5 separate regions of the Homo sapiens genome follow, and all the other regions are linked to region 4. Evidence: read pairs that join two places in POLR2A ChIA-PET (ENCODE). Cell type or tissue: B cell. All regions are shown on one strand. Links, peaks and the distances in the headings refer to the core of each region. The heading gives the core; the rest is flanking DNA.

What was found. Peaks named below come from ENCODE experiments on the same cell type or tissue, not always from the same donor. Only the 100,000 strongest peaks of a DNase experiment are listed, where the experiment ranks them.
Region 1: POLR2A ChIA-PET joins it to region 4 with 40 read pairs; 12 of 35 experiments call an interaction of 5 or more read pairs at or near these places.
Region 2: POLR2A ChIA-PET joins it to region 4 with 11 read pairs; 8 of 35 experiments call an interaction of 5 or more read pairs at or near these places.
Region 3: POLR2A ChIA-PET joins it to region 4 with 13 read pairs; 6 of 35 experiments call an interaction of 5 or more read pairs at or near these places.
Region 5: POLR2A ChIA-PET joins it to region 4 with 33 read pairs; 9 of 35 experiments call an interaction of 5 or more read pairs at or near these places.

The regions. Positions count from the first base shown.
Region 1 is chr2:136,128,401-136,134,876 of GRCh38, forward strand. No RefSeq gene overlaps it. Among named protein-coding and RNA genes, the nearest start is that of CXCR4, 13 kb to the left of the region's middle. In B cell, for the core only: no CTCF peak of the experiment used is centred there; DNase peaks (open chromatin) are centred at 1,391, 3,931, 5,131 and 5,871; H3K4me3 peaks cover 3,292 bases; H3K27ac peaks cover 5,000 bases.
Region 2 is chr2:136,223,180-136,229,655 of GRCh38, forward strand. No RefSeq gene overlaps it. Among named protein-coding and RNA genes, the nearest start is that of CXCR4, 110 kb to the left of the region's middle. In B cell, for the core only: no CTCF peak of the experiment used is centred there; a DNase peak (open chromatin) is centred at 3,022; H3K27ac peaks cover 3,111 bases.
Region 3 is chr2:136,252,761-136,259,236 of GRCh38, forward strand. No RefSeq gene overlaps it. Among named protein-coding and RNA genes, the nearest start is that of CXCR4, 140 kb to the left of the region's middle. In B cell, for the core only: a CTCF peak has its summit at 3,471; DNase peaks (open chromatin) are centred at 1,051, 2,141, 3,121 and 3,481; H3K4me3 peaks cover 546 bases; H3K27ac peaks cover 3,051 bases.
Region 4 is chr2:136,378,468-136,384,943 of GRCh38, forward strand. No RefSeq gene overlaps it. Among named protein-coding and RNA genes, the nearest start is that of CXCR4, 260 kb to the left of the region's middle. In B cell, for the core only: a CTCF peak has its summit at 2,922; DNase peaks (open chromatin) are centred at 3,884 and 4,874; H3K4me3 peaks cover 907 bases; H3K27ac peaks cover 2,171 bases.
Region 5 is chr2:136,236,122-136,242,597 of GRCh38, forward strand. No RefSeq gene overlaps it. Among named protein-coding and RNA genes, the nearest start is that of CXCR4, 120 kb to the left of the region's middle. RefSeq lists enhancers at 1-818, 1-415, 3,048-3,117 and a silencer at 6,038-6,332. In B cell, for the core only: no CTCF peak of the experiment used is centred there; DNase peaks (open chromatin) are centred at 2,890, 4,000 and 5,090; H3K4me3 peaks cover 1,430 bases; H3K27ac peaks cover 5,000 bases.

The DNA of each region.
Region 1 (6,476 bases), core at 1,048-6,047, 250 kb before region 4:
TCTTAAAAAAAAGAGAGTTAGTTATCATAAAGATAAAATGTTTTAATTAAATCTAGATTAAGTAAAAGATGAAGTTGAGCATCTACCCATTCTGGTTTCATAAAGCACAGGAACCAATTTTCAGCCTAAAGACCCCAGCTCTGCTGTGAAAGGTGGGGGAGATAAGGTGACTGAGTCTGCCACTGAAGAAAACCAAGGCTAGTGTTGAGTGTTCTCATGATGCCAGGAAGTTTCCTCAGTTCTTCTCCCTTGCAAATCTGGTACTCATACTCTCACATGGCCCGGGATCTATCCCATAGCATTTTATTTTTTTCCGTGTATCTTCATGACCTGCTTTCTTCTACAGTGGCTTCTCTTCCTACTCCCTCTTGCCCCTTTTGATTTCCTTCTCTTTTATTTCTGAGGTCTCTTCATTCTCCCCCTTCCTTCCATCCTCCTATCTTTCCTCCTCTTCCTCCCTTCCTTCTTTCCACAAACTATTTTGAGTGCCTACAATGTGCAGAGCTCTGCTAGGTGCTGGGAGAGACACTAGATGAATAGCATACAGTCCTTAGCCTCAAGACACCTAAGTCCAGTATGGGAGATAAAATAGGGACATAAAAAACTGTGATAAAAGCCAGAGCAGGATGGGCAGTGCAAGTGAAGTACAAACAAGGCCCAGCAGGGAAAGAGGAGGCCTTTCACATAGGAAAGGCATGTGAAGAATGGGTAGGTATTGATTGGAAGGTATTCAGCAGGAAGGAGGAAAGCCTGACTCAAGTGAGAAGGCATGAATGAAACGTTGGAGCTGCAAACAGGGATCAGCTAGTTTGACTGGAATATAGGCTGGAGTTCTGTCTGCAGGGGTACATTAGGCCAGAGCATAGATGGTTTTATAGACAAGGCTAAGAGGTCTGGACTTTATTCTATCAAGTAACAGCAAAACTATGAAGATTTGGGGTTGGAGAATAATATGCTCAGAGCTTGGCTTTAGAATAATTAATCTATAAATGTAGTGTCAAATGAATTGGAACGAGAAAGCTAAGGTGGACAGACCAGACAGAAATCTATCTGGATAGCTCAGGTGGAAGGTTGTAAAGGTCTGGGCTAGCCACACATGGTGGCAATTGCAAGGCTGCTAATGGGTGGAAGAGATCTTGGAGAACCAGCATCTGGTGACTTATTGATGTGGGGCTGAGAAAGAAGGGAGAGATGAAGGGAGACTGGAATTTCAGCTAAGATGTGAAGAATGGAGGTCAAGGGGAGAGACTATTTCGGAGGGGAGGGGATGCTGTTTAGAGAAAGTCTGAAGGCTTACCCTTGTATTTTTCAAAGTTTGTATGTTGGTTTCTCAGTCACCACCTGCATCTGACTTGTGGGCTTTTGTGTAGCACAATGATATCCTGTTACTTATGTCATCGAAGTGACTTCATCTCCTGTCACATCTCAAACAACAACGATCGGAGGTGGCAAAACTTGGCAGACAAAAAAAAATGCAGGCTTTGAGATCCTTTCCTTACATTTCTAAGGTTACTACCTGGGTAAGGCCAAATCTGGATTTTAGGGGGAAGGACATTTGTTAGATCAAAGAAATCAGTATGTGGGTATCAGTTAGTGCTGGGGACTTTTTTCTATGGGAAGAAAGGCAGAAGGAAAGAAGCAAGTGTCACAAGAAGCTTAAATACGAGTTCAAATCAACATCTGTGATGTAATAATAGTTCCAATACAATCATGTGTAACTTTTATGGTTAAAGATGAATTACACAGAAAATAAGGAGTTGATAGTGTCCCCCATCAGACCAATAGTATCAGAATGAGCAGGGTTGGGGCTCAGTAGTTCAGATGAGAAACAAGTTGTTCCAACCCAATGTGCCCTGGGAAAGTTTTGCAGGAGAGATGGACTCTGAAGCTGAGCTTTACGGCAGTCCACATTACCACTACAGCACCCACTTCCTGGTTGGGCACATTGTTGGAATGTCATACCAAGGCACCCGAAGTTTAAATAATTTCAGGACTCCTTAACTGCAAATATAATTTTTAGCAGAACATTGAAAATAACTTGCTCTAGACTTATGCCTTTATCTGTAAATTTTATCACAGTCGTTCTTAAGGAAAATAGGCACCCTTTGCTTCCAGACCTTTGGTCCCTTATAACTGTTGCTTTGCCAAGTGTCCTGGTCTACTTTTGAGTGTCCAACTTTGGTTCTTAGAGTGCAGTTCCAAGCTGGCCCTAAATATAACTTGTTATTATATGTAGGTTCTCAGAGTGTGGCTCCATTCTTCACATCTTAGCTGAAATTCCAGGCTTCCTTCACCTCCTCCTTCTTTCTCACATCAGTGAGTCATCATATGCTGGTTCTCCAAGATCTCTTCTATCCATTAGCAGCCTTGCAATTCCCACCACTGTGTGGCTAGCCCAGACTTTTAAAACTTTCCACCTGAGCTATCCAAATAGATTTCCGCCTGGTCTTTACACCTCAGCTTTCTCCTTCTCATCCATTTGTTTGTTTTCAGACCCATTTTCTCTTTCCTTCTTGGCCTCAGATTATGTTTCTGGCCCTTCGGTTACTTACCAGTGGCTCATCTCAAACATGCTCTTCCACAGTTGGGTTTTTGGGTGATTTACTGGAAAGGGGAATGTGGGGGGTAAGGTGAGCTCATCACTGACCTTTGACTCTGTCAGGTGGTGCAGGCTGGTTCTCAATCTGTGAGCAGTGGACCCCAAGGGAAGTTATTGTGAAGGGTCTAAATACCCCCAAGTGCCAAATCTTCCTGTAGATTGAATATATAATGTGCTACAATTTTTGAAATGCATGTGGATGCTATTGTGATTCATAAAATATGGAATTGGTTTGGAAGTGTCTTGAATTCATAGGAGTTTTGTGTGTGTGTGTGTGTGTGTGTGTGTGTGTGTGTGTGTGTGTGTGTTTAAGAATGTTGTTTGGGCCGGGCACGGTGGCTCATGCTTGTAATCCCAGCACTCTGGGGGGCTGAGGTGGGTGGATCACCTGAGGTCAGGAGTTTGAGACCAGCCTGGCCAACATGGTGAAACGCCATCTCTACTAAAAATACAAAAAATAGCTGGGTGTGGTGGCAGGCGCCTGTAATCCCAGTTACCCAGTAGGCCGAGGCACGAGATTCGCTTGAACCTGGGACACGGAGGTTGCAGTGAATCAAGATTGCACTACTGCATTCCAGCCTGGGTGAGAGAGTAAGACCCTGTCTCAAAAAAAAAAAAAAGAAAAAAAAAAGCCAAAAACGAATGTTGTTCGTCAACAGACATTACCACACTACCAGCACGATTGGCTTTCATCTGGTGGTTCATGAAACTTTGTGGTTGTTAAAAGTGATCTTCATGTTCCGCAGAGGAAAGGCAGCCCTAAAGGGAATACAGTTTTTGTCTGGTGCCCAGAGCCTATCTACCCCTACTTGGGCTGCCAGAGAGTGGAGCTTGGGACACGACCAGTGTGGAATAGGATGGAAAAAATATTTCTCTGTACACTGATCACCACACTGCTTGCAGCAGGGAGCTATCAACCGAGAACCAACTACATAAGGGGGTTGTTATTTGTGGAGGAGCTTTCAGGTCCTCTAAACCTACCTCCCACTCTCGGCAGGAATCCCTTATAGAACCTCCCTGTGGGATGAACGTTAGCTTGGCCCTGATCCCTGCATTAACAGGTAGCGCTGTTTACTATAAAGTAAATTCAGATTCCAGGACCTCCACCTTGGTTGTTTCTGATTTGGCAGGGTTGGGGCGGGGCTTTGAGCATTCGCCTTTTCAAATAATGCTCGAGGTGATTCTGATGTCAGCCAGAGTTGAGAGAGAAGATTGTTATGAAAGGACACAAATACCTCATCACGGTGCTTTTTGTTTGTGAAGTGCTCACTAAGGCGTGAACAGCGTCATGGTGGGGCTCCTGCAGGCTTTATATTTATACCCCGTTTCTTATTTCTCACACCCACTCTGGTAGATAGATCCCTATTTCAAAAATGAGTGAATTAGGGTTCAGGGAAGTGAAACCTGTGTGCCGGCTGGGGACTGACAGTTGGAACCCCAATGTACAAATGAAACCAGGGAACAGTGGGTGTGACGAGCACTTGAGGAGCGACAGAGAGTTATGACCTCGAACCCACAAGTGAGACTGCAAACACAAGTAGGTGGGAGCCCAGCGGCAGGAGACTGACACTGCTGGAATCAGGGAGGGGGCAGTGCTGTTTAAGAGCTTCTGACACACTCAGTTCCTCCCTTCATCCTAAGAGACCTGGGCTCACTAGCAGAGGGGCTTTGGCAAGTTACTTGATGGATTAGGGCCTCAGTTTCTTCATCTGTGAAGTGGAGATAATAATAGTGCCTGCCTCCTGCTGCAAGTCTAGTCATCAGTATCATCAACATTGGTGGTACACCTGCTGGGTACCAGTCCTGGGGTGGGCGTGCTCCTCTCTAGAAGATAAAAGCCCATATAGAGACTATGGTGGAAGGAGCAGGACAAGAGAATCAGAAGCTCACCTCATTCTTAATGTGAAGAGACATTAAGATCAGGAAAGCCAGATGCTTGATGTTCTCTCTCATACCCATAGCAGATGGGTGCCTCACTGGGTTCCCCCAGAAGCTGATGGTGAGCAGGGGGGTGGCAGCCACTTTTATTTTCTCTTTTCTTTTCTTGTCTTCTTTTCTTTTCTTGGATCTTACTCTGTCACCCAGGCTAGAGTGCAGTAGTGTGAGTATGGCTTATTGCAGCCTTTAACTCCTGGGCTCAAGCAACCCTCCTGTCTCATCCTCCTAAGTAGGTGGGACTACAGGTGTGTGCCACCATGCCCAGCTAATTTTTGTTGTAGAGATGGGGTCTCACTCTATTGCCCAGGCTGGTCTTGAACTCCTGGCCTCAAGCAATCCTCCTGCCTCAGTCTCCCAAAGTGCTGTGATTGCAGGTGTGAGCCACTGCACTCAGCCAGCAGCCACCCATTTCTTACAGCTGCTCCAGTGTGAGGGGGTAACAAAAGGCTGCTTTCAAGGCAGCAGCCCAGCCCCCATGTTTCCTGCCTGGTCCCTGAGGAGTGCACAAGTGATCAGGAGAGATTCTTCTTTTGGTCACAGGGATCTTAATGATCACTGGGACTTGGGCTGTTTAAGATGTCACTTAGAAGTTCAAATCTACTTCCAGATGGCTTCCAAGCGAGGGATGGCCTCTACAGTGAGGCCAATCATGTGGTATATTCTTACCTAAGTGGGCCTTGCTGCCCTGCACAATGGCATCTCGGCCCATGGGCCAGCCTCGTAAGGTCTTTAAACCTATGACCACCAGGTGATCTTCTCTGGGGAGCAGCAGAACTTCCATGAGTCTGTCCAGGGATCTTATTTAGAGATGAGTCATACTTTTCTACGCTGTCAGCTCTAGGTTGAAGTAGAATGTACCAGCAACAGACTAGGATGACCTCGCAGCTAGCTGTCCATAGGAATACACCTCTTCTTTCTTCCAACCTCTCAGTTTCCTGGCGTTTCCTCTAAGTTAATGTCTTGCTAGAATGGTTTGAGTTGACATTAACTGTCTGCTATGTTTTATGCAGCACATGGCCACCTACCAAGTGGCACTTTCCATTTTGGGTATGGGGAGCAGGGTATATTTTATACCTCCAATCCCATTGTTCTTTATGAATCTTTGTTCCTTCACCCCTCACTTCCCAAATCGATCACTTTGCTTCTTGATTATGATATCCCTGTGGGTGAACCCGTAGATAGCAGAAACTGAGCTGTCTCTGCTGTTGATAATTTTAGCTCTTCTTGGAACTCCTTTCTTTTTGCAAATGCCAACCAGGTGTCCCCAAGTAAGAGATGATACTTGTTTGTTTGGTAAAGGCACCCAGATAAGAAGAGTCAGAATGAACAGCTCCAAAAGAGAAGTGGTTTCCTCGGTCACCGACTCACCACATTAAACATTCACCCTGGCTCACTGTCTGAAATGAGTCAGTGGTCCTTTCAGAATTCCCTTTACAACAGTGTTTCAAAGAAATCTGTGACTGAGGTTGCAAATCATTTTTTCTTCACTGCAGCTGACTATTTTGCATTTTCCCAAGGTGAAACTCAGCCTGTCTTTTCAGGTGTTGAGAAAGAGAGTCAAAACTTCAAAGTTGAGGGGGTGGGGGTGCGGGGTGGGGGACCCAGCTACCAAAGGGAAGCCCGAAAGCACTCTTTTCAAGGATAGGAAAACACTCACCAACGTCAGATTCTAACACTGAGCTGAGTGGTTTGCTATGTGCAGCTTTCTAGTGGCTTGGATTTTTCTTTCCTAATTTTTTTTTAAACCATCATCCTCTGGTTGCCATCATCCTCTTAGCATTCCTGACCTCCCAGAGTTTGGCCTCACTTGATTTACCGAATATTACCTTCCGGCTCCTTTTTATCAAAGGCCATTGCTATATCCATGGTGGTCTCCTCCCTGACCTCACTTCACACAGATTGCAGCAGTGATTTTTCTTTCCTTTCTTTTCTTTTTTGA
Region 2 (6,476 bases), core at 839-5,838, 160 kb before region 4:
GTAGGGACACGGCATGAGGCGTACTCTGATTACCGCCCTTCTGCTGGGTCAGTTATATGAGTTTTCCCAGATGGGCTTTTTCCACTCTGAGCTATTGATTGGTTGCCTTTGCTATAGGCTCAGTGATCAAATTTCCTGCTGCTGAGAGAGGGACAGAAAGGAAGAAGAGTAGTTGGTTGAGGCCTTGAGACACGTGGGGCCATCCCCTTAGTTCATTTGCCTTTATAAAAATAATGTGAAGGCCTATAGGCCACATCAATAGATGCACCAACATTTGCAATGCAAACATAATTCTAGTGAAAATAATCACACTACAATATTCATTTAAGCAATGCTTACTAGGATCCACCTTTATTTAGCAAGGCGCCGTGCTTAGCAGAAGAAAGCAAGCTGTTGAAAATATTCACTGGCCGGGTGCGGTGGCTAACGCCTGTAATCCCAGCACTTTGAGAGGCCAAGGCGGGCAGATCACCTGAAGTCAGGAGTTTGAGACCAGCCTGGCCAACATGGTGAATCCCCGTCTCTACTAAAATACAAAAATTAGCTGGGTGTGGTGGCACACACCTGTAGTCCCAGGTACTCGGGAGGCTGAGGCAGGAGAATCACTTGAACCCAGGAGGTAGAGGTTGCAGTGAGCCGAGATAGTGCCACTGCACTCCAGTCTGGGTGACAGAGCGAGACTCTGTCTCAAAAAAAAAAAAGAAAACGTTCACTGTTAGCTTCTGTGTTATTGCTCCATGGAGAGACCTGCAAATACTCTCAGGCTTCCTTCTTCCTTCCAGAGGACTGAGGCTCCCTTTCGATTTATATCCAACCTCTACACTTGAACTGCCTCCTTGTGTTGGAGGATCAATTTAGAATACTCTTCAAGTGTTTTCTTTTCCCAGCATGTTTTTCAGTTCTCTTGCTTGACTCCATGACAGCCATTCGTCAGCCATTTCCAATTTTACTTTGCTTTCACACCGTAGTAGAAATGCCACACTTCTAGTTATTTTTACAAGTATCACCTTAATACTCAAAATGCCCTCTAAAGTTTATTGAGGCCCTCAGGTTCAGAAATATGAGCTCGAGTTTTTGTTGGGCTTGACCTATTGACCCACGAGAGCATCTGGTGTGGTTCCTACAGCTGCCCTCCGCTTGTGGAGCCTTTTACCCACAGGAGCTGCCTTTGATGGACTTTTCTGGGAGGAGGGTTATTCCCGAATGGATTTCTCTCTGAAGACCCCACCAGGTCTGGCAGAGAAAACAATGATAAGGAGAAGGCAAACAGGGAGCTGAAGGATTGCTTCACAAGAACAGCAAGAACAACTACAATGAGGAAAATCGCTTTGAAGTGAAGCGAACCCCTGAACTTTCTCAGTTATTCTAACAATCAGAGGGAAGGGTGGAGGACCACAGCGGCAGAAGAGACGGCAGTGCATTTGGGCAGCACTGAATGTGGGCCTTTGCTAGTTGCACAGTGAGTGCCAGGTGTCCTGCAGCTCAGAATCCTCTCCTCCATCCTCTGAGTTCTATTCAAATGTCCACTAAAGCACTTATTGGCTGATCCCATTAGGCTGAGTTAATTTACTTCCCCTGGCTAGAGGGATCCTCAAAGATAAGGACCTCCTCCTATTTGTCCCTGAATCCCCAGGGCCTGGCCTAATGTGGGACCCAATAAACATCGGTAAATGCTGCTGTGGCATCCTGCACCCACTACCATCTCAGTACTCTCATGCCGTGTTGTGAATTCTCTTTACTTCTCTGCCCCCCCACCATGCTCTGTGAGAACTCAGGCAGCTGGGGTCCATTTCTTTCTTTCTTTCTTTTTTTTTTTTTTGAGATGGAGTCTCGCCTGTTGCCCAGGCTGGAGTGCAGTGACTTAATCTCAGCTCACTGCAACCTCCACCTTCCGGGTTCAAGTGATTCTTCTGCCTCAGCCTCCCGAGTAGCTGGGACTACAGGTGTGTGCCACCATTCCTGGCTAATTTTTGTATTTTTAGTAGCGATGGGGTTTCACCACATTGGCCAGGCTGGTCTCGAAGTCCTGACCTTGTGATCCGCCCGCCTTGGCTTCCCAAAATGCTGGGATTATAGACGTGAGCCATTGCGCCTGGCCTGGGGTCCATTTCTTAACACCTTTGCATTCCCAGAACCTTGAGGAGTGCCCAGGGCATGGGAGGCTGTCATCTGTGTGTGCAAAGTATACAGGAAGCCTCAGCTGAATAAGACAGTCATCCAGGCTCTTTCTCCCACCTTGCTGACATCTGAAGGGAGTCACCATTCCTTTGGCCTGTAAAGTCACCTTTACTGCTACGAAACCGCCTATAAAAAGTTGGAACCAGGCAGCTATTTTAGATGCCTCTGGTGAGGTGAACTGAAGAAATAGTTAAACGTTAGAAGGCCTGAGTTCTAGTTCTCCACTAGTTAACTATGTGATCTTGGGTACAGGAGTTACTCATAGAATGTGGTGACAATAATACCCATGATATCTACTTCATTGAATTTTTATTTTTTATATTTTTAGTGGCTTTTAAAGAAATAGAAAAGTAATGCATGTTTATGGTAAGAAGTCATACATTGTATATCATGGGTTTTCTTATTATAATGTTTTGCTGGGGCCATGTCCTCTGCTCCTTAGATTTCCTATTAGATATAAAAGTGAGACTGCAGACCTGACTGATTCTTTGTGGAGGAAACTTTGGATCTTGTGCCTGCTCTCTATCCAGCTCCCTGCTATTCAAACTGCTTCTTGAAGTCTTGACTTCCTCAGCTGTAGTTTAAAGAAAGTTCTTTCCCTTCCAGACTAGCTGTAGGGGAGCACAGCTTTTGCATAGAATTCAAGGTGGGGGCTTCAGAGAGATGGCAAGGGAGGGCAGCTCTGTGCCCCCTCAGCACTCCCTGGCAGGAGGCCTGTGATGTGACATCCCAGGGACCCTGGGTGTGCGTTTGTTTGGTCTTGGTTTCTAGGCTTCAGTGAGGGTTATTATCTTATTGTTTCCTGTTCCCTTGGCCTCACGTCAATTCTGTCTGATGCCTACACCTTCGAGGTCTCTGTTTTGACACGCGGTTTGTGGCTGGGAACCCCACAGTGTCCCGAAAACATTTGCTTGACCTGTTGGGGACATCCTTCCCCTTTTTAGTGAAACAATGCCTTCCAGAGCACAAGGGCTTGAGGGCTTTGGACCTTTCCAGCAGTGTCAAATTTAGATTCCAAATGTCAATCTTGCCGTGGCTTCATCCTTGACTTCTCTTTCTTGAGAATCTATGCTCTTTGGCTAACAGCTAAGGGCCAGTTAGCTGCCTGCTTTCACAGTTGTTGTCTGTGGAAATTTGATATCAGCTGTGAAGTGTGTGCCTGGTAATGAACACAGTACAGCTCTGCAAGCACTGTAGCTCATGGTGAAGTACTGCAGGCAGATTGGACAGGGATTCAGGAGAATCCTGAATTTAACTTGGAGAGGGGTCTGTTTAGGATGTTAATCTGCATTTCCTGTCCTGGAAGACAAAGCACAGAAGGTTTGGAATATAGCCTGTGTTTGGCTTTGAATGCCAAACAGGTGCTGACACTGAGCCTTTTCCACAGCTGCCCTGGGATGACACCTAAAAAATTGGTCATTAAAAGGAATCCCTGAGATGATGCTTCCCATCTTCTGGGGGGTCCTAGCTCCTCTTTGGGAAATAGGTGAAAGCTGTGTTCCCAGGAACATGCATCAACATGCTTACTGTTTTGCACTAGGGTCTTATTTTCATCTCAGGGAGACCCACTGGACCAAAGTCTCTAGCATCGTCGTAGCTTGCACACAAAATGGATCACACTGGTCATTTCCCCACCTTTGACACAGTGTCCACTCTCCTGTGGGCTGTGTTTGTGTACTTTGAGCAGTCTTGGTTACATCTTAAAGCCAAATGCTCATCAGATGCAGGAAGCACCCAGTCACTCTGCAATGAGGAAAACTTAATATAGCTGTAAACATTTTATATGGGTCTTTACTACTGTTATTTAACTAAGTCTCACATTACTGTGCACCTGGGGAGCTGTACTGTGCAGCTGGGTGACAGATGGATGGGTCAGGAACAGGAAGGGACCATTAGGAGTTCAGTGTGTTTGGAAGCATCCTAGCTTCGAAATCAGACAGACTCGGGCTTGACTCTTGGCTCTGTCCTGTAAATCATCTGACCTCTTGGAAACCTTACCTCATCTGCAGAATGGGATCAACACAATATGAACGTCAGCAAGATGAAGATTCATTAAACAATGTGTGCAAAAACCTTCCTAGAGTGTCCCATCAGTGTTTATGTAGGAGTGCCCCACTTGTGCAGGGCCTGTGGCTGGTCAGACATGGACTGCCCTGGCTCTGGTGTCAGCCCTGGTGCCAGTGCTTCATGCAGCTCATGTGCAGGTTTTTTCTTCCTTACTTGGGTTTCCTAATTTCATGCTCAAGGTTTGGCCATCCTGAGAAATTCTGATCTCCTTATATGGAGAGGATTTTGTGGCTCTGCTTGGGGCATGGGGGTTGCTATATAGCAGATGTGGGTGTGCAGACATCCCCCCAACCTTTTTTTTCCTGGAGGTTGCTGTGGCCAGGCCTCTCCTGTTCAGGGGAGGCAGCTGGCTGCACAGAAAGGTTTGGTATGGCAAGAGCTGGTGAAACCACCAGATCCATGTAGGGATTAGGCCCTAGACTTGCTATTTTCATGTGTTCCTCAAATGAGCTCAGGGCATAAAGGCACAATTTAGGAAACCTCATTTCTAAATACTTCCATCTGTGCTGTATATTGAGATGCAAAGGTTAAAGGAAACTCTAAGGGAAAATTAAATTCATGAAACAGATAAATCAAGTGTTTTGATTTTCTACCTACCTACCTACTTACCTACCTACCTACCTACTATAGATAGTAATAGAGGCTCTCCATATCCAGAAGGATGTTTGTTTATATACATCCATTATTATGGAGAGAAAAAACACTCTTCATCTCCCCAATCTGTCCATTTGTCCATCCATCCATCCTTCCATTTATCCATCCATCCATCCCTCCATCCACTCATCCGTCACACCTACTATATTCAAGGTACTGCGAGGACTAAAAGATTTTAAGTATCATGGTTGTCTTTTGTGTGGACCCAGGTTAGGGTAGTGCTTGAGTCCTTAGATTTTGGAGTCCAACAGACAACCTTGGGTTCATAGTTCTGCTCTTCATTCACTGAGGAAACTTCCGTAGATTATTTACTGGTTGAAACTACAGTTTCCTCATGAAAAAAAGGAGGAGGCGTGAGGAGCAAATGAAATAATACATATGAAGCAATTTGCCTCAGTTTGGGTGTGTATTAAATCCTCATAAAAGTAACTGGCACAATGTGAGACTATAATGAAGGCTCACTAAATAGAATATAATTGCATAATTGGTCTAGTGGCAAAGACAAAGCACCTCTGAAATGTTTCCATACTATTTCACTTGTAAACATTTAAAGTACTTGCAAGTTTCAGGCATACACTGTGTGCATGCATATGTGCATTCATGCTTTGTGAGCATATGTGTATGTGTGTGTGTGCATGTGTAAATCAAGGAATATGTACTCAATGGGGAAGACTTGCCCTACATGCTTTTGGTGACAAATTCTCAATTTAGATTTCCAAGTGGCAATTTTAGAAGGTATTGTCTTCCTTCCCAACACCAGTTTTATAATATATAAGTCCACTGGGGATGTATATTTCAGTTGTGTTCTTCATGTATTCTTTGTTATTAGTAGTTCCTTTTGTTGTCTTGGTTGATACCATTTTTTGGTAAAGAATCTTGTCTTTTCATTGGTGTAGGTAAGGACTTCGTGACCAAAAACTCAAAAGCAAATGCAACAAAAACAAAGATAAATAGATGGGACTTAATTAAACTAAAAAGCTTCTGCACAGCAAAAGAAATAATCAGCAGAGTAAACAGGCAACCATGGAGTGGGATAAATCTTCACAACCTAGACATCTGACAAAAGACTAATATCCAGAATCTACAAGGAACTCAAACAAATCAGCAAGAAGAAAACCAAACAATCCCATCAAAAAGTGGGCTAATGACATGAATAGACAATTCTCAAAAGAAGATACACAAATGTCCAACAAACATGAAAAAATGCTCATCATTACTAATGATCAGGGAAATGCAAATCAAAACCAAAATTCCGTACCACCTTACTCCTGCAAGAATGGCCATAATCAAAAAAGCAAAAAAATAATAGATGTTGGTATAGATGTGGTGAAAAGAGAACACTTTTACACTGCTGATCAGAATGTAAACTAGCACAACCACTATGCAAACAGTGTGGAGATTCCTTAAAGAACTAAAAGGAGAACTACCATTTGATCCAGCAATCCCACTATTGGGTGCCTATCCAGAGAAAAAGAAGTCATCATATGAAAAAGATACTTGCACATACATGTTTATAGCAGCACAATTTACAATTGCAAAAATATGAAACCAGCCAAATGCCCATCAATCAACGAGTG
Region 3 (6,476 bases), core at 940-5,939, 130 kb before region 4:
ATAGCCCACAAGCTGTGGTTTATGGAATGTGGTAATGGAATTGAATAATAGACTTCGTAGCAGTTAATAGAAACGTACTAGACCCAATTTCTATCAACATGTATAAACTTTAAAACAATGCTGAATGAAAAAGTTGGCTGTAAAAGGACAGGTATGTGTTACATATACGTATATACATATATAGATGCAATTCAAATTAAAATGTAAACAATATAATTTTTATTAATACATTTATATTTATTAAAAAATAAAAACACACATGGGAATGATACAAGCCAACTTCAGGTTAATAGTAACCTTTGGAGAAGGAGGGAAAGGATGAAGAAATAGAGCTTTAGTTGTATCTGGATACTTTTCTTTGAAGGTGGGGGTGGATAGAAAGAAAGAGAGAGAGAGATCAATCTAAGAGAGAGAGAGAGAGAGGGAGATCAATCTAAGGCCAATATGGCAAAACATGTTTCATTCTGGTGATGGGCTTCTACAGATCTAGTATATTATTTTCTCTACATGTCAGTATGATTGAAATGTTTCATATTTACAAGTTTGAAACAGTAAGAAAATGATTTCTTACTCCTATTTCTGTCTTGGGGAATTGATGCTAACTTGAAGATTCATAGACATGTACTTTCTGGTGGGGACAGGATCTTTGAGAACAACTGGTCAAACTTCATCTGGTTTCAGAATCTCTTCTATGGCCCTGTGTAAACACCTGCCCTGATGTGGATCTCTAACTACTGAGACTGCCCCCAGATGGGACTCTTGGGAAGTTATTGTTTACTTGAGTTGAAATCAGCCTCCTGCTGGCTTCAGGCCATTGGTCCCAGTTCTGTTCTGCCATACTTCAGATTCTCACCATCTTGGAGCTGCTGGGAACCAGGGGCCCTGGGGTCATCCTTGCAAGGGAACTAGGGAAGAAAGAGGAAGCTGAGGGGCTGGAGCCAACCGTAAGGCGTTCCTCTTTGGGAAGGCTGGCTTGTGATGGGACTTGCCAGGACCAGCATGCTGAGAGGAGGAAGCCAGCTCTCAGGTCAAGATTCCGTTGATGTGGAACAAACTATAACCCTGCGCCGTTGCTTTCCCAGGCCTCACTTCCCCAAACAGGGGCACGTGAACAGCTGCAGTGGCCTGGTGGCAGCATGCTGGGATCCTTCAGGCCAGGCCAGCAAAAGGGTAAAATCTGGGCCAGTGGGTACCCTCATAGGGACTCTCCAGGCTGCCTTCCTCTTCCAGGTCTTCTGTGAAATTAGCTGGAAAAGGAGATCACATGCCTGATTCCCCTTTATCCCAGCAAGCCTGGAAAACAAAGTCCAGCCCCAGTCAAAAGCTTCCTCTGATTCTCTTGTGTCTTGTTAAAATGCAGCCAAACTCAAGGCCTCACTAACAGGTAGGAAAAAAAAAATTATAGGAATAAATAAGAACACATTACTCCATATTGCAAATAAAACAATGACTCCCTTGATTTCCAGGACAGTCATCTCTGTACTTTTGGTGAACTGGGTTTTTTTCTTCCAAGCTACTCTTCTTGTAGGAGAAAATGGGAAAAGATTTGACATGCCCTCCACCTCCCTCCCCCCACTCCAAAATCACCTACCAGGTAAGGTCTGGAGTTAGTTCAATTTTAGGCTAATCTCTCTGTCTCTTTCTTTTTTTTCTTTGAGACAGGGTCTCGCTCTGTCACACAGGCTAGAACATAGTGGCATGACCATAGCTCCATGTAACCTTGAACTCCTGGACTCAAGTCGTCCTCCCACTTCAGCCTGCTGAGTAGCTGGGACTACAGGCATGCACCACCATGCTCAGCTAATTTTTACATTTTTTAGTAGAGACAGGGTGTCATCACGTTGCTCAGGCTGGTCTCAAACTCCTGACCTCAAGAGATCCTCCTGCCTTGGCTTCCCAAAGTGCTGAGATTACAGACATGAGCTGCTGTGCCTGGCCTCTTTTATCTGAAATATTTTGGAAAGAGAAGACTCGAGATCTCTGGGACAGGGGAAGAACCTGCAGCTACAGGTTCTTTCTCAGTGTGATCTTAATGAGGTAGGGAGATGGAGTGATGTTGCGGTGACTGTAAGCTTGAATGCTTGATGGTCCTTGTCTTGCCTGTTCTCTGGTTATAGGTTCAGTTTTGTAGATCACTGGTTCTCAAACTTTACTGCATACAAGGTCCCCTGGGAGCTTTATACAATGGGGGAAAGTCCCAAGTACACCTTAAACTAATTGAGCCAGAATCTTCAGGAGTGTATCCTTGGCACCTGCACTTTTTAAAACTCCCCAGGTGATTCGAAACAAGCCAAGTTTGAGAACCAGTGCTATGCCTTGAAACATCAGGGAGGTGTTCTTAGGGCCTTGTGAAAAAGCAAACACCAAAGGTTTCATTATGTTAATATAACTTAAGAACTTAAAAAACTCAAGGGCTTGCTATTGGCCAAACACTGTGCCAAATGTTTTCTGTGGATTATCTAATGAAAACAACAAGTTGAGGTAGGTTATTTATTTCATAGAAGAGGAAACTGACCTTCAAATAAGTTAAGGAACTTGCTCAAGGTGATGCAGCAGAAATGTGATTTGACAGGGCCCTCACTTCAGAGGCTGCATCTGACATTGATGATATTTACTACGGTGGAAAATTACTTTTTCTGTTTGACACACACGTGCACACACACACACGTGTACACACACACAACTTAGGAATGTTTGTAATAATGTATTTCTAAAAAAGATCTTGCCCACCCATTTTTTTTTCAGTAGATTACCAGAAATGTGAATTATCAGGGCACTACAATTCTTGAGTTTGCTAATTATTAGCTTTTCACTGAGTATCATATTGAAGCAAGTGCAGCATCAGCATCTCCTGTTTGGATACAAAGGGTCAGTGATGAGAGCACTCACTAATTTTAAGAGACTTGGAAAGTTGATGAAATTTCTGATTTTTAAAGACAGTGTAATGATGTAATGGAAAGGATGGATGAGATCAGGTTTTCTTAGTTCTTCCACTTATGAGCTAGATAATTTTGAGCAAGTCACTTCCCCTTTCTGGGCTTCAGTTTCCTCATCTGAAAAATAAGGAAACCGAATCAAGGGTTTGTTAAAAGGCCTTTCACTCTAGATATGATCCAAAAGATAAATATTATCATGGCAGCCTTAGTATATCTGACTCTGAAGTCTCAGCACCTGTTGTCATTGACCCGTTTATTCGTGCCTGAGTAGCATATTTATAGGACTGACTTCCTCAAGCTTATGGTTAGTGATGTAACAGGGAACCAGTCTCCATTACACGATGGGCAAATCACTCAAGTAGCAACAGACGGTCCAGGAATGATTGGAAAAGGCACACTTTATTTTGTGATGAAAAATTTGTAGGTGGATTTTTAATTTCATATGGATGAAAGTGGAAATTCACAAAGTATATCCAAAGAAAGTCAACCTCGTGGCAGATTTCTGGATCCAGACTGGCAGTGTGGGGCCTGTCACTGCCACAGCGTGGAGAGGCTTGCAGCCAGGTGGAGCTCGTGGGTGAGGCCAGCTGTCTGTCAGAGGCTGGCTTTCACCCTCACGCATCTCAAGACCTGACTCAGGAGCTCTGCCTTGAGGTAAACATGGTCCTAGCTGATTGACAATCCTGCTAACTTACAGTGAGGGATCTTCCTTCTTTTGGAAAGGAAGGTTTACAACTGCTGTCAGGGAAGAAGCCTCTGCCCCAGTGCAGGGACGGTGGATTGGAAGTGAAAAGGTGGCCAGGTGAGCACAGGGTCAGGACAAAGGCCAGAGAACAACCCTGGAGTTCCTCAGACTGTGTTGTGGATATTGACTGCCCAGTGACTTTTCCCACTGAGCACCCCAGTTCCCTTTTAGGGATCTTTCTCTCTCCCATCATGTTCAGGCTTTGGGAGATTGGTTGGTGCAATATGTACCCTCCTCTGTTAAAGGTTGAAGGCTCCTCCTAACAGAGCCTTCCTCTGAGAAGTAGGCATGTGACCTCAGCTTAACCCATCATACTCTCTCCCAGAACTTTGTGTCTTGAATGCTGGAAGTATGGTTGGAGTTTATTTATGCTGGGGAGAGCACCCAGGTGAAGCTGAGCAATAGCTTCTGTGACAAAGACCTTCAGGTTTTCATCTATTCTGAACCTGGTTTCCAGTCCCTGTATTGATCCTCTGTGGTTTTCCATACTACTCCATCCAACAGAGCATCCCCCTACCCGCTATTCCCAACTGTTTTCTTGAAATAGTCCAGAGTCAGTTGCTGAGTTTGCAGCCATAAACCTTGGCAGATGCAGGTCTCGGTTAGACCCTCACAGAGGGTACGCTCCCCTACTGCTGTGGCTTCTGTCCACCCAGTTGTCTCTCTTTCCCCTGGAAGTCATGGGTAAACACAGCCAACCTCTGATCCTGCGTTTTCACTTTTTCTGTGTGCTCACTCTCTGTTTCTACAGAACTTCTCCAGGCCGTATACAAAACAGCTGATTTGTTCTCCATTGGTTAAATCCAATTTCATTTCAATCCTGTCACCTTGAAACGAATCTGAGTTGTTCCCAAATTCTTTGGGCACACACTCACAGAAACTCTTTTAGGCTATGGTTTTCTTTCATTTAGTATAATAGCTAACTTCAGCCATTGTGCATGAGTTTTGCCAACCTAAATCTTCAAGAGCAACTAACTGCATTTCCAAGTTCTTGGAAGTCACCTCACTTCTATTCCTCATGTACCACTTAGATGTTTAAATCAATCTTGAAACGATTAATAGCCCTTTGGAAATTCTGTCTTCTATGATTCCCAACTGTGGGTAGCCTCCTTTCCTCAAGCTTGTGTTTTAACTCTTTATTATACTCTATCACCAGAATGACAAGGTGCTCTAGGGGATGCGAAAACATAAGAGGCAGGTTTCTTGCCTTTAAGAGTTGTAAATCTATTGGAGAGTTGAGATTTGTTCACATAAAATAATTATAGAAAACCTATGTCTTTGCCTTTGAGAAGCTCAATGGCTTATGACAATGGTTTTCAAACTGTTTCAAAGTCCTAGTTGTGTGACACCCACAAGGGGATATCTAGGAGGTGGGGAGGTGAGGAGGGAACCCACCTGCTGTTCTTCTGCAGAATTTCCTTGAAACACAGCTCCAGGACTAATAAGGGTTTGAGAACCACAGGATCCAATCTTTTGCTGGTGTACAAGCTCTTTCCTGACCTCCCCTCTGACTACAGATCCAGACCCATGTCCTGCTGCCTGAAGCTCCAGGGGCCTCCTGGCTGTACTGGGGCCTCCATGCTCCCCTGCCCTTCTACATGCAGCTGTCTCTGCTTTGTGTGCATCACATACCAACCATACCAAACCATGACTATAAACTCCTCGAAGGCACATATTGATTGAATTAAGGGCTGAATTTTGCAGTGCCATCTGTAAGAGTTATCAGAACTTAGAGATGAGGAAGATAATTACTGACTGGGGTGGTCTGGAAAGACTTCCTAAAAAAAGTCAGACTGTATTAGGCCTTTGGGAAATGTGGCATTCAGATTCATAGAAAGGAAGAAGGAAAATGTCTCAGGCATGGAAAGCATTGCTGAGCAAAGGCTCAGAGCAGGGTTTATGAGTATCCCATAGAGCAGTAAAGAGAACCAGGAAATAATTGGCAAGGGAGTTTTTAAAATATACCCTTGCCTTGACCCGCTGCAGACCTAATTAAAGAATCTCTGGAACGAGCTTGGGCCTCAGCATTTTTAGAGCTTCCCTGATGAGTCTAACGTGCAGCGAAGGCTGAGGACAGTCTTCAGACTGTCAAGGTGTATTTGGAGGGGTTTAAGGAAAGGCTGGCTTTGGGGAATGGAGGCTCCTGATGAAACTTCTTGCATTTTTGAAGGTTTCTGACTTGAACCAATGCATATTGGGGTGCTTTCACCGTACAGTGCTTTTCATGTTTGCAAACTAGATTTTATGACAGGTTAATCTGGTTCAGATTCAAGTTGTGGGAAGGGGTGGGAAGCTTGGAAAGTGAGCAAGAAGGATGGCACAGAGGTCCATGAGACAAGCCTGCTCTCAGAGAGTATGGCAGAAAAGGGAAGGTAAATCCAAGGGATACTGAACAGGAAGAATTAATAGAGTTTGGTAGGATGAAAAATGAGGAGATGTTTTCTAATTAGGTACAGCAGCAATGACAGAAATTTCTCTTTACACAAACAGTCCCAAAGTCATGCAGGTGAAGAAGTTGAGAATGGTACTCAACCTCTACATTGCCTTCTCTCCTGGATATTAAGAGCTCATTCCTTCTTTTGATCTTCCTATCTCCTAAACTATCATTGCATTTGATTTCCTTTATTCCTTCCTGGGGAAGCTTTCTGAATGGGGATTCTACACTGATGTCCTTACTGCCTCACTGCCCACATTCTCTCTAACCTACATCTCTGTCACCTACCCTCCATCTCTTTTGATGGTTTCCAGTGGCCTCCCAATTTCCAAAATCCAGTGACTCTTTTCTGGGCCTCCTT
Region 4 (6,476 bases), core at 911-5,910:
AATACAACGTGTTTTGACTAACCATCAGAGAATATATTTTGAGGCAACTTTCCACTTTGCTTAGGATATAACATTTTTAATGCATCTTTCAATGGATATCTATTTTTAGGTCACCATTAGTTGCCTTGTAACTGAGATGGCCACATATTCACAGATATTTGGGGAGGCCCACAGATTTATTATTCTGCCTCATTGTCTTGTTGGTACCATATGACCAGTTAGCCTCTTGTTTCCTCATTTGAGTGTGGGAAACGGCTCTGTCTTTAGACACTAAATGGCATGCATGTAATCTTGTTTAGGGTCATTGTTCCCGGGTCTGAGTTTACTAGATGGAGAATTTCTTCAATGCCAGGTTTCCCAGGAGGAAAATGAGCCTATTTTGGTTGCATCAAATGCATCAGTTCACTGCTCTGGGTATCATCTGAAGAGCAAGAGGAGTCTGGGGGCCAGTATTGCATTTCATGTGAATGCTGGCTGAGTACTGCCATCTTGTGGCTGGGCAAACCCTAAAGCCTACCAGGGACCTTGGAGCAACCTTACAAAAAGAAACCAGACATCAAGAACCCATGTTCTCTACCTGCATGGAAGAAAAAAATTGACCATGAATCCCTAACAACAGTGCCATCCCTCCTTTCCTAGCTCTTGAATAAGTAACTGCTCTCTTATTAAGACAGAGTCCTGTCTGTTTCTTTAAAGAGAATACATCCATTCTTCTTCTGGTTTTAGTAATTTTTGGACCAGCCTTTAGATAATCTTTTGAGCCAAGTTTTGAGAAGTTTGGAGAGGGAAGGCCTTAAAAATATGTATAGTATCCAAGGCCAGAAAAAGAGGCAGAAATTGGAGACAGGTGACTCCTGCCTCTGGGGCAGTGGCTTTCTAAGTGAGGTGTGCCAGCAGCATCAGCATCACCTGGAAACTTGTTAAAATGCACATTCTTGGCTCCCAGCTAGACCTGCTGAGTCAGAAACTCTGGAGGTGAAGCCCAGAAATATGTGTTTTAAGATGATTCGGATGCACATTCAAGTTAGAGAACCCCTGTCTTGGGGAATAGAAGCCAACCCCAGGCAAATGTGAAGCGAAGACATCCAAGGTCCATTCTGTGCTCCATTATACTCATTGCTGTTCTGTTCCCTTTTCCTGTGTTAGGAACTCAGTAAGCCATACATATTTATTGTGTGAATACTATTGGTAAGCCACTGTATGGCATGACATGGGGGTTGGTCTGAGTAAGGGACTGGGAATTTGCGTTTCTAACAGTTTCTCAGGTGATGCTGCTGCTGCTGCTCCAGGGACTGTGTTTTGGGAACCCAGTGTTAGAGATAAGAGCAGCAGGCCCAGAAGCCCATGTGGTTTTCAGATGGAGAGTGCAGTTCAGGCTTTTTGGGGAATCCATGTGGCTACGAGCCTGCTTCTCAACACTCCCTGCCTCTCAACCCTGCCTGCCTCCTACCAAGGGCACAGGGAGACATGTTTATTTGAAGTGAACTCTAGTCCATTATAAAGAGATTAAAATAACATGCTGTGATTTTACCACCCAAAGGTTAGGCAATTCAAAAGCCAGAGCAAGCATGTGATGATTAAAAAGCATGGCAGAAAATTGTCAATAGCTTTGGAGATTTCATCCATACATTAAAAGACCTGTTTCGTGTTCTATTGGATCAATATGGCTCCAACGCTAGCACATTCACCTCTTGTTTAATTTGCCATTTAAAAATTTTGGTTAGTCCAATGACTCTAAACAATTCCAATGCAAAGAATAAATAAGCAGAACAGCAAATCAAACTGGATTTGTGGGCACAATTATATAGTAAGAACTCCAGAGCTGGAAGTAGAACTCTAATCACAGATTAGAATACAAATGTTTGCTTGTACATCGTACGCAGGCTCTACTATCTGCTGAATATAAATGGCTCCCTGATCGAACCTCTAGCCTGCATCGGGTGGGAAGGTAAGAGCTGGGTTTTGCTTTGCAAAATCTTAAGTCTCACCAAGAGAATCAGGGAGGCAGCCAATTGTAGTGGCAAATACGCAAAGCTTTGGAGTCAGGAAGTTATTTATTCTCTGGCTCTCGTTTTTATTATGTATTTAGTTTTTTGAGACAGGGTCTCGCTTTGTCACCCAGGCTAGAGTGAGTGGTGCGATCACAGCTCACTGCAGCCTTGACTTTCCGGGCTCCAGTAATCCTCCCACCTCAGCCTCCCAAGTTGCTGGGACAAAGATGCACACCACCACGCCTGGCTAATTTTCATATTTTTTTGGTAAAAATGAGGTTTTGCCATGTTTCCCAGGCTGGTCTCGAACTCCTGGCCTCAAGTGATCCACCTGCCTCGGCCCCCCAAAGTGCTGGGATTACAGGCGTGAGCCACTGTGCCCAGCCTGGATCTCATTTTTTAAAACCTGTAAATCTGGGACAATGCAACCTACTGCATGGAGTGGTTTTAGGGGTCAAGTAAAAATGGCCGGCAAGGCACAGAGTAGATGCTTGATATATAGCAGCTTTTCTTTCTTTCTTTCTTTTTTGAGATGGAGTTTCGTTCTTGTTGCCCAGATTGGAGTGCAATGGCATGATCTTGGCTCACCACAACCTCTGCTTCTCAGGTTCAAGCGATTCTCCTGCCTCAGCCTCCTGAATAGCTGGGATTACAGGCATGCGCCACCATGCCTAGCTAATTTTTGCATTTTTAGTAGAGACAGGGTTTCTCCATGTTGGTCAGGCTGGTCTCAAACTCCCGACATCAAGTAATCCCCTCCCACCTTGGCCTCCCAAAGTGCTGGGATTACAGGTTTGAGCTATCATGTCTGGCCCCCTATAGCAGCTATTCTTAAGTCTCCAGCTTCAGAGGGCTGGGGCCAGGAGAGGTTAAGAGGTGAACATCCATATTTACAGCCTTCATGTTTGGGGCCTTCTTCTCCCTCCTAAGGTTTTTCTGTGTTAAAATGCAAGTACATGTGCCCCTGGTGGAGAAACTCCCCGGGCTATAAAATTTTTACTACAGAATTGACAGAAATGGTCCCTGTAGATTTGGCTGAAATAAGATGTGCTTGAATTGTAAAGGGATGCCCCATATTTGGGGTAGGTGCTGTGCTAGTCACAGTCAATGTGCTTGTCAGGTGCATCCCCCTAGAAAACCAGCTGAGTTTGGTGTGAAGATAATTGGGAGGAGGAGAGTTTGGGTTCAGGGAGGAAAGGCCTGGTGGGGGCCTGCAGTGGATGGGAGAGCAAGAAAGAAGGGGCGTGGAGAAAAGTAGGGAGGCAGGTGTGGGGGTGCTAGAGGTTGTTACTTCCTGAAGTTGGGTCCCTCTGGGTGGAATGCCTTTCAGTGACCAGGGGCCACCTGTCCCACCATGTGACTCCATTGCTCAAGGAGCGTCCAGTGGAATAAGTGAGAATCTGAAGCAGAGAAAAATCATCCAGCAGCCATGTGATGAGTATGTAGGGGAGAGTTGAGGCTATGTGGTCAGCTTCGGTCCCGAGTTAGAATCAGATCTGTGACTTCAAGCAGAGTGACCCTGAGCTGGTTATCCAACTAATTCGTGACTTAGGCCTTCTGATAAACTGGGCTTCATAATATACTCATCTCACAGGGCTGGTGTGAGGATCGGCAGGGGTCATGTGAGGAAGCACTTAGCAGAGTCTAGCAAGCACTTAAATAGCAACTAGCGTCATGACAAAGCTTTATGCTCTGGATGCCCTTGACGGGGCTTTTAGCTGTGTGACCTTCAAGAAGTCACCTGCTCTTTCTGAGACTCAGTTGCTTCAGCCCTTTAAAAACAGAAACAAACACAGCCGACCACAGGGTGTGTATGGATCTGAATGAGTACAGACAAAGTCACTCATTGCAGGACTGAGTAGGAGGCAGGGTGCTGGGATTGGTGGGTTTAGGGAGGTCTGGGAGGGCCCTGAAGCTCAAGAGAAGTTTGTTTGGAAAGAAAAGCATCTTCCGTTTTGACTGAGAGGAAATGGGGAGGGGATGTGGTGCAGCGTCAAAGGCAGGGTCTGCTGACGAAACTTGGTGGTGGTGTTTCTCAAACAGAAATAGGACATTCTCACTCTCCGTGACACTCAAACTCCAAAGTTTCGGCCTGGGTGGTGGTTGCACCTGTCACTGACGACCTCACTTGACTTTGAGTTAAGCTGCCCAGGCAGCCAGAGCAACTGTGCCCTGGAAGGCGGCCCTGCCATCAGACAGACATGTTTTTCATATATTCCTGATTTTCATGTAGTAGTTCACTGGACATTTACTGCACACCTACTATATGCTAGGTGCAAGGGATTCAGCAGTGAATAAAACAGTTGCAGGTCTTGCTCTCAAAGACCTTTCAGTCCTGCAGGAGACAGAGGCAATAGAGAAAGAACAGCTTACTTGCATGTATAATTAAGATTTTTGCTGTGACGTTAAAGTTCAGAATGCTGTGAGACTGTACAATGGGGCAAAACCTAATTTAGATTGGGAGACCAGCAAGATAAATGAAACAGGAATGGAGTTCAGATGAGAGATGAAATAACACTGGACTGAAGTGGAGACAGGCTTTCTTTTTTCCTCAAACACCTCCCTTCACATCCAGGCATAGACCACTGGAAAAGTAGTTGCCCTGCTTCCTGATATTACTGTCCTCTAAATACACACACTTTGTGTACCCCCTCCATTCATTTCCACCCCGTCAGTCATTCTTGCCTGTATAAATTTCAACTTTAGCCACAGCCCTGGCCTCACTTCTTATAAAGCCTGCTTCACTCTTCAGTTCTCCAAGTTCTCTCTTCCTTTAGGCCTTTTTTTTTTTTTTTCAGGGTGGTCTGGACTGCTCTTTCAACCTGATTCTATTTGCCCATGTGGCATGTTTTGTTAATCCCATGGCCATACGTATGCTGGCATGTCTATAGTCCATCTGTGCAAATAGATGATACGTAGCATTTCCTCAACCAGAATACTGAGGAGCCTATGCAAATGAGCCATAATAGATCTTATCCTTCAGCCTGCTCACTTGAATGAGTTAAAACTGAGATACAGAGTAGTTAAAGGGGCCCACCAGTCACTGGACGAGAGTCTCAGACTATGATCATGTCTTGTTATTTTATCTTTATATCTCTTCAGGGCATTTGTTCCAGAGTCAGAATGCAATAGATGTTTTCTCTTTGATTGTTTATTCCTCGAGTTGGCCCATACATGTACTATCCCCTGTTCTTCCATTACTCATTTCAAGCAGTAGCTGTAGCATCTGTATTATTTAGCTCCTCTGTATGACTTGATTATCTTATCTGTCAAATGGGTATAGTAATTCAAATCAACAAACATTTATTCAATACTTACTATATCTCAAGGACTTTGCAAAGCTTTGGCGGGGGGCGGGGGTGGGTGCTGCAATAAGCCTGTTAAGATAGATCTGTACTCTTGCCTTAAGGAAACACACAGTGGTAGAACTTGGTAAAGGAATAACTACACTATAGCAAAAATGTCTATAATAAAGGAATATGCAACATATGGGAACACAGAACAGAGTAACTATTGCCTGGGGTAAGTGGAAAAGCTCATTAACACCTTCTCTACTTACCTTGAGTTTGCATTATGAGATTCTAATGAGATCATGCAGTGAAAGTGTGATGAAAAATGGAAAGGATTGTGCATGAAAACTACTAACCAAATGGATGGCAGTGTGATATGGGAGACTTTGGAGAGAGGTGAAAGAAGAAAGTGGTGGCTGCGACAAGAGGTTTGGACAGCATCTGTTCTGATGAACCAGTAAGTCTTACACACAGATAAAATTCAGAGGCATGGCTATAGACCATCTGAGCTACAGCCACCCCAGCTTTAAATTAAGATTTTGGCCACAGGAATGACCCAACCTCTTCATTCCATTAACATAGGTGAAAGCTCTGTGACCTGGAGTATTTGTCACCATTATCCTCCCATTGGAAGAAGATGATTGGGAAGACTGGAATTAGATGAGCGGAGGGAATGCTGGTGGGAGTGGGCCTTTGGAATGGGAAGCCCATAGCTATGACCATCTTGTCAGAACTAGGAGCCCTGATGGGCTAGTGAGAGAGTCACTTCTCTCTCCTTGTCCCTGCATCTGTAATCATGGAGATCTGAATGATGTGTTGTTTTGAAATAAGTGGTTTGCAAACATGAGCAGCTGTCATAATAATGAAAGCACAACATTCAGAAAATTACTCTTTGGTTAGGATTGACAATAGTTTGGGTCAAAGGACATTGCCCAAAGCAAAATAATTATGTATGGTGCAAGTCTGACATCATGCTAGGAGGCATTCTTTAAAAACCAAAAACAAAAAACCCATTTGTGTACCGTCCTTGACTCTTGGTTCTGCCCAAGCTCTAGAGCGACATCCAACCTAGCCCTGAGAATAGGAGAGAAAAGTGACAACAGGGCACTCTCTGCTGGTGAGGCAGACCCACTACAGCTCATTGCCAGAGTCTCTGCCTCTGAGCCAAACCTATAAATCTCAGGAACATCTACAA
Region 5 (6,476 bases), core at 817-5,816, 140 kb before region 4:
AGGACAACACCCCCAAACTTGGCTGCTACTTGACATTCCTGTGTGCCGGACTTACGTGAGTCTTTTTAACTAATGACAATGGTGAGCTGAGAAGGTCCTCCAGGGGATATGACTCACAGTGACTCAGGTGCACCAGAGCCTTGATCTAGCCCTATTGTTTTTCGTCAATAGGCCTTTGCCATGATCCAGCTGGAATATCAGTGGAATTGAGCTGGTCATGATAGAAAGAGAGGCCATTCAATGCCAATGCTCTTGTGAGATGCCTGGTAGTGCCGGTTACCTCTGCAGTGGCTGGCCCTGGTCTATGTGTGCTGTCTAACCACATAGATGATGGTGGCAGTGCCTAATGGTCCAGGCAGATGGGGGCCTGAATGAGCAGAGGGAAGGCATCAAACACATCTCAGGGCACAGCCTTGACAACATCAGATGCCTCCTAGGTTCTTCTCATACATAATAATGAAACTTTTCCACAGCCCTGCAAAGCACTGGTTGCTGTTTCACATGGGACAAATGCCTGTGTTGACCCTCAATTCCAGCCCACGGAGCTGACCTCCTGTGTCTTCTTCACTACCCCTCTATAGGGCTTTTTACTCCCATTTGAGAAAAGAATGATGCCTCCATTTAGAAGGAAACATACTGCACCCCAGGCTGGGCCTTTTGTATTTGGCTCAAGAGCTGTGCAGTGTTTGTTTTTTCCCTGCCACACATCCATTTCCCCTTCCTTTAGAAGCAGCATTCTAGTTTTCCTTGGGGTCAGCATCCCTTCCTCAGCCTTAGCCAATGTGTGGGCCAGATAGAGCTGACCCCACCCTCTGGAGTACTGGCATATGTGTGTGACCTAGGTCCGGCCAGTTGGCATCATAGTGCTTGTTTCAGAGATGGACACATATAAGTCAAGCTGGACCGATGGGTATTAGCTCTGGGGTTTTTTATGTAACTATTGACAAAGAGGTGCTTGCTTTCCTCTGGGGCTGCTAACTTGGTAGGGTATAAAGTTGGAGCTGCTGGTAGATTATCTACATGAATAAATAAGAAGAGCTTGCCCAGAGAATAAAGTAAAACCAAGAGGCAGAGGGAGAGAGACATGTTCCTGAAGACAGTGTTTGAGCACCTGGGTACCTGAATGTGGATCGTTTAAAAAATTACACAAGCCAAATTAATAAGCTTTTTTGTCTGAACCATTTTGAGCTGGTGTTTTTGTCACTTACAGCCTAAATAATTTTGGATAATAAAAAGTTCATCAAAAAGGTGTACAATTAAATTTAGGAACTTTGAGGTTGCAGTGCTGTGATCCCACCACTGCACTCCAGCCTGGGTGACAGAGCAAGACACAGTCTCAAAAAAATTTTTTTAAAGGAACTTGTATTTTCCTGAGGACTGTGCCTTCACATATTGTCTGTGGTACTAGCAGTCTACCACCTACCCAGGGACCACAGAAATCTTGGGTGGCAGAAACGGGCAGTACTTTTACATCTCCGATACCTGTGGCTTTTGGCCACCTCGATTTTAGAGAAGAGAGTCATAGGTAATGTTTAGTTGAAGAACTTTCCTCAACCAATATTTTCCAGATAACTTATATTTTTCTTACTTGTTTTCTGTAATATTGAAAAAGTGTCCAGGCAAATACTGACCCTCTGGGCTATATAGAAAAGGTATAGAAATCATTCACTGGAATGTAAAGTTGAGTGTATTCTGAGCTTTAATGGATCTGAAACATTTCAGGAGAATATCACGAAGTTCTGGAATCATCATTTCAGCATAGGACCTTAGAGTCCTGTTCTGGTTGAACCTCTTTATCCCAGAGGAGAAAAGATTCAGAGAGACAAAGAAGTTTCGCTTAAGGCTCATGGTGAATATAGTTGCAGACAATCAGTACAAATGAAGAGGAGAGAGGGTCCTGCTGAATACCTCATAAAGACCAGAAACTAGACCCTTTGCTTACTGTATTATAACTCTTTGAACAGATTCCCAGCTGAAACCATCAGAAGAGATGATTGGACTCACTGCTGAAACATCCAGCAGTGTGGCCTAGCTTCAGGTAAAGATGGATCCAGGAGTTTGGAATCAAATCCTAAAGACAAAGTCTCTTTTTTTTCTCTGTGTTAATTGTGCTGCTTTCCTTTGTGTTGGTTTTAATTCCCCAGCAGGTTCTGTCCACATGGTAGCTTCTGGCAGCTGTTAAGATTTTGTGCTACCAGATTAGTAATTCCAGTTGATGAACAGCTTATATTTCCCAATAGTTCCAGCAGAATCTCAGGAGTCATGTTTGTGGGCTCCAAAAGGGTAACTCCTGAATCAGTCAGTATGACCAGGGGTTTGCTGTCAGCATCATGGGCCAACTCAAATCAGCTGAGTGGAGACTGAGAGTAGGGGAGGGGTGGGCAAGGTGAACATGCTGTTACCTGGAGGAGGAATCATTGCCAGAAACACTAGAGGGCCACTACTCTTACGATGGGCAAGGAGGAGGTGGGGTGGGGGAGGGCCAGAGATTTTCTTTCAGGAGCTAAATCCCAGGGCTTAGTAATGGTATTTGGCCTTAAGCCTGCAAATGGCACTTTCATCCAGCAATATAAGCCCTGAAGTTTTTCTCAGCTGCAGAGAAGAGGTTTCCAGGAGGGTGTCAGTTTGGCCCTTGCTGGTGGCCTGGCCTCTGCTAAACATCTCGGCCGTGCTCCTCCATTTTCTGGCCGTGATAAGGCACCCCGCCAAGCATATCTCAGACAAATATCTGTATTGTTTGTGGTGTGATTGTGACTTCCTGTCTTCCAATTTAGTTTTCTGCCTTACTTTTCACTGTCTGGGTCATTTGATACTACATCTGGCACTTCCTGTTTTTTAAGACTCTGACTCTAGTCATCTGACTGTAGAAAACAGAGGTCAACTTCTTCATAAGTGATGCCAGCTTTAGTCACTTGTTTTGGTATACTAGTTGAGATTTGCGTAAGGAAAATTGTCAGGTGTCTGCTGGTTTTCTTAGCCTCAGACACTTCCCTATTTATAAGTTTTTGTTTTTCAGACATTGGGACTTTCTCCCCCTTGTGTGGATGTGGTGGGAGTGGGTGATCTCTGCCCTGTCCCTACAAATAATTCAACGGTGGTTCTCTCTCTCTTAAGGAGAACTACCAGTCCCGTAGATGCAGCTCTAGAATGAGGGTGCTTTGGGCATAACAGGCTCAGCCATCCTTCTGGTGTCTCGCCCTGTCTCCTTTCCCATCCTTGGGTTCACTTCTCTCCCTTTTTCTCTTCACTTCAAAAGTGGTTAGCTCCAGTTAAATACCTGGAGTTGGGACAGCAGAAAAGCTGCTAAATGCAGATTTGCTTTTTCTCACTAAAGAAAGAGGAACATTTTAGTCACTAATTTTCACTTCATTTAACCTTTCTTTCCACAGAATGGCCTGACTTTTGCTGGAAGGGGACAAAGCCCTAAGACATTTATATCCATGAGTAGAACATTTATGATATCACTTACACAGCTTCCTGGCCTGAGCTTTTCCAGACTTAGCTTATATTTTAGTCAAAGTAGAGGGATGGATTTAAGGAATTGTCTAAGATAAGTGAGAAGAGAGGACATTTGTCCTACCTAAAGGCAATGGCAGCTTGTGGGTGTGGCGGGGGGAATCTATAAAAAACATCGAAACAGGCTGGGCATGGTAGCTCACGCCTGTAATCTGAGCACTTTGGGAGGCCAAGGTGGGCGGATCACCTGAGGTCAGGATTTTAAGACCAGCTTGGCCAACATGGTGAAACCCCATCTCTACTATACAAAAATTGGCCAGGCATGGTGGTGGGTGCCTGTAATCCCAGCTACTCGGGAGGCTGAGACAGGAGAATGGCGTGAACCCCGGAGGCAGAGGTTGCAGTGAGCTGAGATCGCTCCACTGCACTCCAGCCTGGGCGACAGAGCGAGACTCTGTCTCAAAAAAAAAAAAAAAGAAACAAACACTTGAGGCTTGACATTCTGCTCCTTCTCCATGTGAGGTCTTCACTGAGCAAAAGCAATGGTTAGCTGTGGCAGCTGTGAAGAATCAGAGCATGGCTGTGGGTATGTTCCACCAGCATCTCCAAGGCTGTAGCTGGACTTCACAAAGGCTCAGTTTCCAGATGAGCTGCCTCTGACTGCCCTACTTCCCAGGGGCATGGGAGGTGAAGGCCAAATCTCCTCTCCTCTTCTCTCCTACTTTCACCTCAAGCAGTGGGACCACTGGAGCTGTGGAAATGTCTAGGCCTCCAGTGTTTCTGCCAATAGGGTCACAAGAGCAAGGAAAATCTCTTGTCTCTGAATTCTCCCTTCACTTGTCTTACCTGGGTGATGATGGAGGGGCATGTTGGAAGTCTGTCTGGCTAATTGTGTAAGAGTGTGTGTGTGTGTGCACGTGCACACACATACATGTGAGACACACATGCTCAGCAACATCCCAGCTCAGGCCTTCATATTCCTCAGTTAGAACTACAGAATTAAGTGCTTACCTTACCCATTGAAAGAGAGGCAATACTGCTCAGTGTCATGACTTAAAACAAGGGAAAAACCAACCAAATCCCAAACCAAACAAAAACTCCCTTGTTTTGTTGTAATGCTTTAAATGACCTCATTTCTTCTCCAAAGCCACCTCATGAGGTTGGAAGGACAGGCATCATGGATGGATGGGAGGTTTTAGATGGGGAGAGGGAAGGAACCCACCTGTCAGTGGGCTTCCACATCCAGCGTCAGTTTAGAAGGCCTGCATTTCATTTTTAGTTGACAAAAGAAACCAAACTGGCCAGGCGCGGTGGCTCACACCTGTAATCCCAGCACTTTGGGAGGCTGAGGTGGGTGGATCATGAGGTCAGGAGATTGAGACCATCCTGGCTAACACGGTAAAACCCTGTCTCTACTAAAAATACAAAAAAAAAAAAAATTAGTCAGGCTTGGTGGCGGGCACCTGTAGTCCCAGCTACTCAGGAGGCTGAGGCAGGAGAATCGTGTGAACCTGGGATGTGGAGCTTGCAGTGAGCTGAGATCATGCTACTGCACTCCACTCCAGCCTGGGCGACAGAGCAAGACTCCATCTCAAAAAAGAAACCAAACCAGCCAACCAGCAAACAACAACAAATGGCCTTTCACCCATACAGACAAAAGAAATCTGACGTGCCTGGAGTTTATGGAGAAGCCATCCAAAGCAGATGGGGCCATCACAAAGTTATCAATGCCACCAGAAAGGGATGGACACCTGCGGTGAAATGAGATTTCTAGAGTCCCTCTAATTGCTGCTTCCATGTAGGAAGGTGTCTTCCTACACCCTGTCCCTGAAGCTCTAACAGAGGTCAATCAGGGCAGCAGGAGTTTCTTGGTGGCCTGTAGAAAGGACAGCGGCTCACCCTGGGGTTGGACTCTGTCTCTGTTCCCTTTCTTTTTCTTCCTTCTCACCTCCACCAAGTCTGATACCAGTCCCAGTGAGGATATCATCTGGGAAATACCTCATGTGTCCCAGGAGTCTTACCTTTTGCATGTTCTGCTCTGTGATCTCTGGTGGGAATCTGCAGTACAGCAGGACTGGACTGGAACAAGGCAACAAGGACTAGGAGCCTTCCGTCCAAATCTTGGCTTAGCCATTTTCACTTACCGAATGCCCTTAGGGAGGCACTTAATCTTTTCAAGTCCCTCTTGGTATATCTATAAAATAATAAACCAAGGTGTTTTGTGTGGTGTTCTAACAGTGCTTGGTACAGTGCCTTGCACCCAGTAAGTCCTCAATACAAGGAAGAGATTAGTAGTATCCTCTGGATACAGACCAATTTTTCTAATCCTGAATGAAATTCCAATAAGCTGCTACTTTTGATTATCATGATAATCAGAGATACTATGATTTTTGAACATCCTCTCTTTCAAAAATATATTTGCTTATGGCTTAGTATTACAGTGAAGCCTCCGGCATGCGACAGACCTGGGTTCATGTTCTGGCTTCACCATTTATCTCCTTCTCTTCTCTGTTTCCTTATCTGAAAGCTGGGGCTAAGGACAGACAGTTCCTTCAGGTTGTGTTATACATATGAGAAGTGTATGAAAAGGGCTCAGTGAGTGGTTGTTGTTGTTCCATTTTATTGAGTACGTATTGTGTGCTCATGTTCTCACACCTGATTTCTTGTGTTGTCAACACAATAATCTTGAGAGGTAGGAATTATTATCATTCTTATTTTATGGGATAGGAAACTGCGGCTCTGGGAGGTCAAGTCTGAGGTCACATAGCTAGGAAGTGGTTGAAACTGCACTGAAATCTCAGTGTGGGAATCCTTCCACATCACTCTCCAACTGAACCCTATACATTTTTACCCCAGCCCTAGGGTTCCTACCTTCTCTTTAGCTTTCGGCATTTCCACGATTCACTCTCCTCTGGGTGTGCCACCCTGTCCTCAGCCAGGATGCCCAGAGGCTTCCTGTCCTGGCCTCTGCCATCTCTGTCTCTCTCCATGCTTGTCTCCCCCACCAGACTTCGGCATCC